Regions from separate parts of the Homo sapiens genome. Here region 2 is linked to region 1. A link is a loop called in an ENCODE intact Hi-C map of the cell type or tissue named here. Cell type or tissue: psoas muscle. All regions are shown on one strand.

The links. A loop is a pair of places that touch in the nucleus more often than their neighbours do. Peaks named below come from ENCODE experiments on the same cell type or tissue, not always from the same donor. Only the 100,000 strongest peaks of a DNase experiment are listed, where the experiment ranks them.
Region 2: it touches region 1 in a loop (12-fold over the local background); 78 of 110 quality-filtered maps call a loop at or near these places.

The regions. Positions count from the first base shown.
Region 1 is chr12:113,424,430-113,426,929 of GRCh38, forward strand. The region is part of intron 1 of SDSL (serine dehydratase like); the gene reads left to right. Among named protein-coding and RNA genes, the nearest start is that of SDSL, 3.3 kb to the left of the region's middle. In psoas muscle, a CTCF peak has its summit at 1,093 (motif pointing left); a DNase peak (open chromatin) is centred at 1,082.
Region 2 is chr12:113,311,654-113,314,153 of GRCh38, forward strand. All of the region lies in intron 11 of SLC8B1 (solute carrier family 8 member B1), which reads right to left. Among named protein-coding and RNA genes, the nearest start is that of MIR6762, 21 kb to the left of the region's middle. In psoas muscle, a CTCF peak has its summit at 1,023 (motif pointing right); a DNase peak (open chromatin) is centred at 1,008; H3K27ac peaks cover 268 bases.

The DNA.
Region 1 (2,500 bases):
CCTCTTAGAAGTTTTCAACATTTCTGATTATTTTGTTTGTCTATGCAGTTATTTGTTAAGTGCCCATCTCATCAGGCTATAATTCAGCTCCAAGGTTGATGTCTATCTTGTCCACAGTGGTATCCCCTGTTGCTAGGTCAGGGCCTGCATCTTGTAGGTGCCCTGTAAACATGCTAAAGTAAGGGTAAGCAGGTCACCATGCTCAAAGCATGACACAAGGTATCAGTGAGATAACGTCTCCAGAGGACTCAGCTGATGACTGGCACATAATAGGGACTCAACAAATGACAGATGTTATTCTCTCTCTCTCTCTTTTTTTTTTTTTAAAGACAGTCTCACTCTGTTGCCCAGGCTGGAGAACAGTGGTGAGATCTTGGCTCACTGCAATCTCCACCTCCCAGGTTCAAGCAATTCTCCCACCTCAGCCTCCCAAGTAGCTGGGACTACAGGTGTGCACCACCACACCCGGCTAATTTTTGTATTTTTAGTAGAGACGGGGTTTCACCATGTTGGCCACGCTGGTCTTGAACTCCTGACCTCAAGGGATCCACCCGCCTCAGCCTCCCAAAGTGCTGGGATTATAGGCATGAGCCACTGCACCTGGCCAATGTTATTCTTATTAACTTACACCACAACCTGTGAGTTGGGGACTGTTTTTATCCCCATTTTAGAGAAGGGGAAACAGGCACAGAGAGGTTGTGACACTTGTTTGGGTCACACAGCCAGGAAGTCGGAGCTGGTTTCTAACTTTTGCTTCTGGTCGACCCCAAAGCCTGTGCTCTTGGGGTCCAGGGTTGAGCTGAGGCCTAGGCTGGGGTATGCGGCATTTGGGGATCAGTGATGACCCATGGGCTTCTTTCCCCTGATGCCCGAAGCTGAGAGGTGCCCTGGGTGGGACTGGGAAGAGGTGGCTCAGGCTGTGCCCTGCCCGAGGGGGCCCTGAGGATTCTCAAGGCTATTCTGACAAGGGCGTGGGGTCAAACTCAGGGCCAAGAGACCCTGATCTCTCTGATCTTGGAACCCCAGCCATGACTTAAGGGTGGACAAGAAGGTTAGGTTTGTGAGTGGGCAGGGGAAGTTGCAGCGCCCCCCCTAGCGGCCAATAATGGAATGGTGGGGACCGGCCCAGTGCTTTTCTGCCTGGGACAAGAGGAGCTGGCTGTATTTTTTCCTTTTTTTTTCTCTACTATTTTTCCTCCCTCTCATTTCCTCCATCTCTTCTTTTCGTCCTTACCCACTGGTCCATTCACACACAGCTCCTCGGCTTCAAACCTCTCAAAGGGCTGAGCGCGGTGGCTCACGGATGTAGTCCCAGCACTTCGGGAGGCCGAGGTGGGCAGATCACTTGAGCTCAGGAGTTTGAGACCAGCCAACATGGTGAAACCCCGTCTCTACAAAAAATACAAAAAATTAATCAGGCGTGGTGACGTGTGCCTGTGGTCCCAGTTACTCGGGAGGCTGAGGCAGGAGAATCGCTTGAACCCGGGAGGCAGAGGGTGCAGTGAGCAGAGATTGCACCACTGCACTCCAGCCTGGGCAAGAGCGAGACTCCCTTTCAAAACACCACGACCACCACCAACACCACCACCACCTCCACCACCACCTCCCAATGGCTTTCCATTGCAGGTAGAATTTGAATAACAACCAAACTCCTCTCCGTGGGCGGGAACCCCCTGCTGGCACCCTTGTCCACATCTCCGCCCTCACCCCCTACCCTCACCTCCTGCCCCAAACCCCTTCTGTCTGCATCCGCGGCACCCCAAAGTGCATTTCTCCCTCGAGGTGGTCCTGGCTGCTGTTCTCTGTAGGAACTTTTCCTCTTGGCTCTCTTCCTGTCATCCATTTCAAAGTTCCCCTTTCAAGAACGTACAGATGGAGGCAGAGTTAAAAGACCCCTCAGCCAATCAAAATGCACGGATCTGATTTGCATCCTGATTCAAACCGTGAAAAACCCCAAACCACAACCAACCACAGAATCAGCCACTGATCATATTTAATGGGATGATTTGAAATGTGAACAATTAACAGATATTTGATGATATGAAAAAATTATATTTTTAGATGTGATCATAGTATTGTGATTACATTTTTAAAAAAATTAGCCTCAGTGAGGTATAATTTACATAAAATAAAATTAGCCCACTTTAAGTATAGAATTCAATGTGTTTGAACAAATGTATGTACAGTCATGAAACCATATGGTTACATATAAAAAAGGAGTTCTTAGGCCAGATGCAGTGACTCGCGCCTGTAATCCCAGCAGTTTGGGAGGCTGGGGCAGGAGGATCCCTTGAGCCTAGGAGTTTGAGACCAGCCTGGGCAACATAGTGAGACCCTATCTCTACAAAAAAGTACAAAAATTAGCCAGACGTGGTGATGTGTGCCTGTAGTCCCAGCTACTCAGGAGGCTGAGGTGGGAGGACTGCTTGAGCCTGAGAGGTCGAGGCTGCAGAGAGCTGTGATTACAGTACTGCACTCCAGCCTGGGTGACAGAGTGAGA
Region 2 (2,500 bases), 110 kb before region 1:
CAAAATTGTGTACACAATATGTTATGAGTGATTGTCAAGGGGGATTTTTTTTTTTTTTTTTTTTTTTTTAGACAGGGTCTCGATGTATCAACCAGGCTGGAGTGCACTGACACAATCACAGCTCACTGCAGCCTCAAACTCCTGGGCTCAAGCCATCCTCCCACCTCAGCTTCCTGAGTAGTTGGGACTGTAGGTGTGTGCCACTGTGCCCAGCTCCTGAGATAATTTTGCCAGCATGGGGTTTTTACCTACAGTGCCAGCTTTGGATCCAGACACCTGGGCTGGAAGTCCTTTCCATGTATTTGCCACTCCTGTGCTAGAGAAATTTTAGGAGGTGGCTGGGGCGTGAAGACACTGAGGATCTGAGCTGAGTGTTAAGCAGAGAGGGGTGCAAGGGCTCTGTGGGAAGAGGGGAGTTGGGTAAGATGGAATCAAGCAGATCAGGAATAGCACAGAAAAGGCTGTAGGAGGCAGTTGGCTCAGAGTCTCAGAGGCCTTGGCTGGGTGCGGTGGCTCACACCTATAATCCCAGCACTTTGGGAGGCTGAGGCAGGAGGATCGCCTGAGGTCAGGAGTTCAAGACCAGCCTGGCCAACATGGTGAAACCTCATCAGTACTAAAAATACAAAAATTAGCCAGGTGTGGTGGCACGCACCTGTAATCCCAGCTACTTGGGAGACTGAGGCAGGAGAATCATTTGAACCTGGGAGGCAGCGAGTACAGTGGGCCAAGATCACACCACTGAGCAATGACAGCCATGGACTTTTCCCAAGAAGTACTGGGGAGCCATGGAGGTCTTTGAGTGGGGGAGTGACCACAACATATGAAAAGCAGCACTTTATAAAGATGGCTCTTGGGGGACGCCTAGAGATGGGGGAGGCTGGAGGCTGCTGCTCGGGAGGCTCACCTTGAGTCACAGCACCCCTTCAGGCTGGGAGCCAGTCCAGGGGTTTTCTCTAGACAGTGCTCAGCCCAGACGGGGGTCAAGAGTGCTTTAGCCAGAACCAGTCTTTCCCCAGGGTGGACCTGCTACCACTAGGTGGTGTTAACGCCATGTGGTGAAGATACTACATGCTGCAGAACCGTGACTCAGGAAAGGGATTCCTTCTTCAGTTCTATCATTGTATCAAGGAGAAAGTTTCCATTTGGTGCTAATAGGACTTGAACATCTCAAATACCTGCTCTTCTCCCTAGTACAGGCTTCCAGCTCATGGGCTTGACTTAGGAGGACCGAGTAAGGTGGTTTACTTTTTTTTTTCTTTTCTATTTTGAGACAGAGTCTCACTCTGTCGCCCAGGCTGGAGTGCAGGGGTGCAATCTCGGCTCACTGCAGCCTCTGCCTCCTGGGTTCAAGTGATTCTCCTGTCTTACCCTCCCAAGTACCTGGGATTACAGACACCCATCACCATACCTGGCTAGTTTTTGTATTTTTAATAGAGACGAGGTTTCATTGTGTTGGCCAGGCTGATCTCGAACTCCTGACCTCAAGTGATCCTACTGCCTCAGCGTCCCAAAGTGCTGGGATTACAGGCGTGAGCCACCATCGCTGGTCGGTGGTTTACTTTTATTGTGTTTATTTTTGCAGTTACCTTAAATTTATTGGAAATGATGCAATTCTACTACAGTTTCCTATTGATGCAGGTGACACGGTTTCCTTTTCAACAAATTTGCCTTAAAAAAAAAAAAAAAGTCTGAAGCTGGGTACAGTAGTGCATGCCTGTAGTCCCAGCTACTCAATGGAGCCCAGAAGTTCAGGACCAGCCTGGACAATACAACGAGCTGATTTAAGAAAAATATCAAATGTGGCCAGGCGCAGTGGCTCATGCTTATAATCTCAGCACTCTGGGGGAGCCGAGGTGGGTGGATCACCTGAGGTCAAGAGTTTGAGACCAGCCTGGCCGACATAGTGAAACCCCGCCTCTACTAAAAATATAAAAATTGGCCGGGCATGGTGGCGGGTGCCTGTAGTCCCAACTACTCAGAAGGCTGAGGCAGGAGAATTGCTTACCCTAGAGGTGGAGGTTGCAGTGAGCCGAGATCGTGCCACTGCACTCCAGCGTGGGTGACAGAGTGAGAGTCTGTCTCAAGAAAAACAAAGAAAAATATCAAATGTAATAGTATAGAGTAAGAGCAAAATTGAGAAGATGGTCTGTGAATGACTGATGTGTGGGAATCACTCTTTTAAGAAGCCACAACAAATACAAAAATTAGCCAAGCATGGTGGCAGGTGCCTGTAATCCCAGCTACTCGGGAGGCTGAGGCAGGAGAATCACTTGAGCCCTGGAGGCAGAGGTTGCAGTGAGCTGAGATCATGCCACTGTACTCGGGTCTGGGTGACAGTCAGACTACGTCTCAAAATAAAATAAAATAAAAATAAATAAATAAATAAATAAAGATGCCACAACGCTTGTGAAAGCAAGTCCCTGGATTTGCCCTGGCCTGAAAGGCAAGGCTTCCCCGCTCCGTAGAGAATGGATGGAGAATGGAGGGCTGTGATGAA